Linked DNA regions of Homo sapiens: region 2 is linked to region 1. The links are chromatin contacts, found by Hi-C or POLR2A ChIA-PET in ENCODE. All regions are on one chromosome and are shown on one strand. Each heading gives the region's core, a stretch centred on a gene start or an enhancer-like site at or near the end of the contact. The rest is flanking DNA. Distances are from core to core; before and after follow the strand shown.

Region 1 (2,700 bases), core at 57-2,556:
ATACACACACTCTGTCACTCACGTTCAACACAAACAAATACGCCCACTGGAAGCCAAGGTGAGCCACACGTGAACAGACATCACCCACACAGAGACTCAAAGCGAGGGGGACTCGCAGTCAGGTGTCACACAGACTCAGCACAGACGCAGTCAGTCCGCGGGGCCTCAAGTGCCTCAGCACAACGGGGGAAATGTTCACTTTGGGGTTTGAAAGTTCTGCTCCCTGGATCGATCCACTAGTCCCCATCAGGAAACACAGCAGCTTCCCAAGCCCTGAGGTGTAGGACCTTTTGCAGGGGTCCCCCGACTTTCGCATCGCCTTTGCACTTAAAACAGGCAGTCCGCTTACCTCCAGGTCTCTCCCTTCCAGGCTCGAAAAGGGCCCAGCAGAAAAGAGGCATGGGTGCTGGGTCTCTTCTGTTGCCGATGCTCTCGGTTCTGCCTCTCCGGTCCTTTCCACACCGGCCTCCCTTTCCCCCAAAGTCCCGAGTGTCCACCCCCCTTACCCGCCCCTGGAGCCGCTTCGCCTCCAGCAGCCTCAGTCGCGCCGCCTCCACGTGCCTCGCTCTTCCCAGTCTCGTCCCGGGAGGGAGCTCCGCACGCACCGCGCAGACTCCTGCCCTCCGGCAAAGTCCTACCAAGTCCCCGCGCCCCAGCCTTACCGGTCCCAGGGTGCGGGAAGGTGGGATGGGTGCGCTAAGCCAGTTCCAAGGAGTCCGCCCCGAGCGCCAACTCTTCCGGCCGCGGCGATCGTTCTGCGGGGACGACAGGGCGTCAGCGCGCAGAGCCGGGCTCCGGCCGGGGCCGACGGGCGGCGCAGTGAAGGCGGGGCCGCGGGGCCAAGCCCACCCCGCGCCGACCGGCCCCGGTGCGCCCAGCGGAGCGGAGCGGAGCGCGCGGAGGGAGGAGTTTTCCCAGAATGGGACTGACGGGAAAACACGGGGATCCCTATTCCTGGAGGAGTGAGTCAACCGGGAGCGAGGAGGGGAGCGCGGGGCGGACAGGAGGGAAGCGGGAGAGGGGCAGCGAGCAGCGCCGGAGCGCGGAGGGAAGCCAGAGGTCGGGACGGAGCGCGTCGGAGCGCAGAGGTCCAAGGCGGGAACGCGGGCGGCGGAAAGAAAAGAGCAGCCGAGCACGCGGCGCGAGCGGTCGGCTGCGGCGGCGTGGGGCGCGCGGCCCGTGAGGGCGCCGGCGGGTGCGGCGGGCGCGGGCGCCTCTCACCTGGCGGGACGCGGCGGCGCCGGAGCTGCGGCCCTCCCGCCCCCTGGCCTCGAGTGTGCGAGGAGGACGCTGGAATGCGCGGAATGAGGGCTGGAATGAGATGCGCGCCGCGGCGGGAGGGAGGGAGCCGGAGGGAGTGGCGGCGGGGCCACCGGCACCTCGGGGAGGAGACTGCGCCGCGCGCGGGCGGGCGAGGGGCCGGGCCGCCGGGGCGGGGCGGGGCCGGGCCGGGCCGGGGCGGGCGGCGGGGGAGGGGGCCGAGGGACGGCGGGGACCCCTCCACCCGGGCCTCGGCTGCGGCCCCCACGCCCACTAGCCCTTCGATCTCTCCGCTCCGACTGTTTGGCTGCTCGTTGCGCGCCCCGCGCCCTCCCCTCCTGGCGGGGTCCCGACTCCCTTTCCCAGGAGCCGAGAGCCTTCCTCTTCGCCGGGGTGGGGCTGTCCCGGGGGCGGGGGGGTGGACGGGGCCCAGACTCCCGCCCCGCCACCCGGCGTCCCTCCGCACGAGTCCCTGGGAGGCCGGGGAAGGGGCGGGCTCCCGGCGCGCAGGAAGGGCTGCTCCCTTCCTGCGGCTCCCACCAAAGGACACTTGCTCCGGGGAACCAGGAAGCAGGAACTCGCGGGCTCCATTCCCAGATCCGCTGCCAGTGCCCCCTCGCTTGCCCTCCCCGGCTTTAGCTCTTTCCGTTTTTCTCTCCTGCCCCTTGGGCATCTGTAAAACCGCCACTACGAGTAAACCACATGGGAGAAAGGGCACTCGGTTTGAAGTCCATGTGGCATGCCATGGGACGCCTTCTGGGCTCAGTGACTCAATGAATATTCATCTAAGATGTGTGATGAGTCCAGATACTGTGAAGATCAGGATCAGCCGTCAGCACCTGCCCTCAAAGAGCTCAGAGTTTAGCTGGGGAGGCCTCGGTGTATACTGCCATCGGTGAGAGTCTGGACTTCAGACACACATGCCCAGGAGTCTCTTATTGGGGCAGGAGGTGCTGGAAACACGCTGGGCTCCTTGTTTGGAGACGCTTAGGACAAACGGGCTTAAAGCAGTGTGCTGGCAGGTAGCGCCATCATCTACCTGGCCAGGAGACTGAAACCAAAGGACTTTTGGCTTTTTCCAAAAATCAAATCCAACCTTTTCTGGGGCATTATCACTTAGCCTTGTGTTGGGTGGTTGTCTAGATCTTATCTCCCTTGCCAAACAGAAACTTCCTTGAAGACAGAGTAATGTCTGATTTATCTTATCTTTCACACAGATCCAGCCTGGTGCCTGGGATAGGGAAGTGCATGATAAATGCTGCATAAATGAAAAACAATTGCTACCGTGGAAGATATTGAAAGGAAAGTGCTATCGATGCCAAAGTTGTTTCCAAGAGAGGTATTCCAAAAGTGTTTCAAGCAATGACTGAGCTAAGCATCCAGTCCTGCAAGGTGAAGGCGTTGAAGACGCAGCCCTCATTTGAATAGATGAATTGTGGT
Region 2 (2,700 bases), core at 65-2,564, 69 kb after region 1:
AAATACATGTTCTTTACCCCCAACAACTTTGTGACAATTTTTAAAAATGGTTTAAAATTGTTTAAATATCTACTAGTGGAAATATCAAACTAAATACTTACACGTCAAATCATTTTTTTTTTAAGGTGACAGGATGTCACTGCGTTGCCCAGGCTAGCGAGCTCAGTGGCCCAACACAGGAGTTTGGAACTCCTGGGCTCAAGGAATCCTCCCTCCTCAGTCTCTCGAGTCGCTGGAACTACAGGCGCGCACCACCGTGTCCGGCCAAATTTTAATTGATTGACTGATTGATTTTATTTTATTTTATTTTTTTCTAGAGATGGGGGTCTCGCTATCTTGTCCAGGCTGGTCTCGAACTCCTGAGACCAAGCGATCCTCCTGCCTTGGCCTCCCAAAGTGCTGGGGATAATAGACGTGTTCCAAGGCGCCTGGCCCCAAATCTTTGTCTTGGTAATGGAATAAAAAGCGGGGTATACAGTTGGCGTGTAGGGCTTAAATCCTCAGATGACGCCAAAGTTTCTAACCAATGATTTCAAACGGCTTCCCATTAACTTCTCATTAACCTAGCGAACAAGAAAGTGACACGCTGAGATTTTGGATCCTTTTTTTTCCGAGGCTCTCCCTCTGGCAGAGAAAGAGGCGCACAAACAAGGGGTGTGGCCCACTGGCAAATCAGTCAGACCATCCCGAATCAGGGACAAACACTGGAAAGCAGAGAGGAAAAAGAAGTTTCGCGTTTCCGCTCCTCGGACTCTGCTCCAGAATTCAGCTTTACCCGTCCGAAGCAGCGGCGTCAGAACAAGCTACTAAACATCACCCGCACCGCCTCCCGGGAGGGGCTGGGTCCCCTCTCGGCTGTGACACCGCCGGGCAGTGGGAGCTGAGCGGGGCCAGCGCCTCTCCCCCGAGGGAAACCCGAGGCCCAGAGGGGCCGAGGGAGCCCGTCACGAAAACTCCAGAAGTTCCTAAGCAGGGACCTGAACCAAAGGTCTCTGCCCACGGCGCGGGATGTAGTGCCGCCGCTCCACTTGAGAAAGGGGTCCCCACACGGGAGTAGGGCGAGGGGGTCGCCTCCCGCCGCCGAAACCAGTCCCTCCCTGAGTCGCCAAGTCCCGAGTCCCGCCCTCTCCCCGCAGGGCTCCCGGAGAGGACCTCCGCCTTCTCGCTTCGCCCCTCCGCCTCGCTCAGGAGGAGACCTGCCACGGCCCTGTCTGACCTGTCGCCGCTGGGACTGAGCCGGCAGCGCGAAGCCTCCATGCCCGCCACCGAGGAAGCCCCCACCACGTACACACTCTTCCCCGCCGTCGCTAGAGTGGCTAGGCTGGCACGCCGCCGCGTCCCGCCTCCTGGCAACCGCGTTCCACACTGTCGCCGCCGCCGATTGGTCCGTGTTCTCGTGGCTCCTGTCTCATTGGCTATTGCCGGGGCCCAACGATGCGGGAGGGTTGCTAAGGGGCGGGAGGCGAGCGGGAGTTAAACGCGCCTGCGCGGGGGTGGGGTGACGCGAGCTAAGGCTTGGTCCTCTGGAGCGCCTCGCGGGGCCGGTACTGAGCGGGAAGACTTTGTTTTTGCCTGGGCCTCGCCCGCCGCGCGGCCAGCAGGCGAGTCCGGTCAGAGGAGTCTCCTATACCGCACCAACCGCCACGCACGCAACGGCTCCTCGCACCCCCGCCATTTTTACCGAGCCCACCCAGAGCGCTTCCCGAGGTCTGCCCTGTGAGGATGTACAGACCTCTGCCGCTTCCCATTCTGGCCCCTGCCCTGATACCAGCGGCCTTCGTGGACCCCCTCTGGTACCCTCTCCACTCCATCAGTCACTCCCAGTGAAACGCATCTTCCATAGGCTGGCCTTGAACTTCAACTGCACAGAACTTAAGCTTCCCCTACTCCAGCCCAAGCTTTTAGGTCATTCCTAGACCTGCTCTACAGACTCCCCTAAAGCACACGAGGGAATCCAGAGACTTTAATTTTTTGAGACAGGGTTTCTCTCTCGCCCAGACTGCAGTGCAGTGGCCCGGTCTCAGCTCACCGCAACCTCCGCCTCCCAGGCTCAAGCGATTCTCCTGCCTCAGCCTGTGGAGTAGCTGGGATTACAGGCAGGGGCCACTACTGCCTGGCTATTTTTCGTATTTTTAGTAGAGATAGGGTTTCACCATGTTGGCCAGACTGGCCTCTTAACTCCCGACCTCAAATGATCCACCCGCCTCAGCCTCCGAAAGTGCTGGGATTACAGGCGTGGGCCCGTCCTGGAGACTCTTTCCATCTACCTTTCTACCTCCTGTGGGCCTTCCTCAAACATCCATAGCCCACCGTGAGAGCCCCTGTCTAAATGTGTACTCTTGTCTCCAATAAATCCCGTCCCCAAATGTCAGTCCCTTTCTCCCTACCGACATGCACATTATAGTCCCTACAAAACATCCTGAGTCCTGACAAGTCACTGCACAAATGGCTTTATGGCGTTCTAAGGTCAAAGTTGTTTCCACATTGGTTTTGAACCTACAAGTTAGTACTTTAGGAGGCACACGCTGAGAGTGGACCGTTACACTGCCTGGGTCAGCGTGCACTCACTGTGTGACCTGTGCATGGTTCATTCTCTGCATCAAACTCCCATCTGTAAAATATACAGTAATCCCTGCTTGATCTAGTTGGGGCTGGACCTGACACAGTAGGTCCAGCTGAATGAATGCTAAATGAATGGGT

What was found. A loop is a pair of places that touch in the nucleus more often than their neighbours do. ChIA-PET counts read pairs that join two places held with the same protein, here RNA polymerase II (POLR2A). Pooled maps may share reads with other maps.
Region 2: a map of ascending aorta shows a loop between it and region 1 (7-fold over the local background). The contact joins the promoter of TULP3 here to the promoter of TEAD4 in region 1. A Hi-C loop is called at or near these places in 15 of 168 maps with a recorded cell type or tissue (A673, Caco-2, HAP-1 and 11 more), 4 of 37 single-sample maps with no recorded cell type and 21 of 50 pooled maps. POLR2A ChIA-PET finds 5 or more read pairs at or near these places in 12 of 52 experiments (AG04449, AG04450, Caco-2 and 7 more).

What each region holds. Positions count from the first base shown.
Region 1 is chr12:2,958,003-2,960,702 of GRCh38, reverse strand. TEAD4 (TEA domain transcription factor 4) reads right to left here and starts at 1,306. Exons shown (of 13, transcript NM_003213.4): 1 at 1,222-1,306; 2 at 663-755. LOC124902859 (a long non-coding RNA gene) reads left to right here and starts at 655. Exons shown (of 2, transcript XR_007063159.1): 1 at 655-962; 2 at 2,478-2,700. RefSeq lists an enhancer at 401-1,136.
Region 2 is chr12:2,889,505-2,892,204 of GRCh38, reverse strand. TULP3 (TUB like protein 3) reads right to left here and starts at 1,314. Exons shown (of 11, transcript NM_003324.5): 1 at 1,217-1,314. The coding sequence starts at 1,257. RHNO1 (RAD9-HUS1-RAD1 interacting nuclear orphan 1) reads right to left here. Exons shown (of 3, transcript NM_001252499.3): 3 at 2,681-2,700. RefSeq lists a silencer at 1,419-1,468 and an enhancer at 1,739-1,918.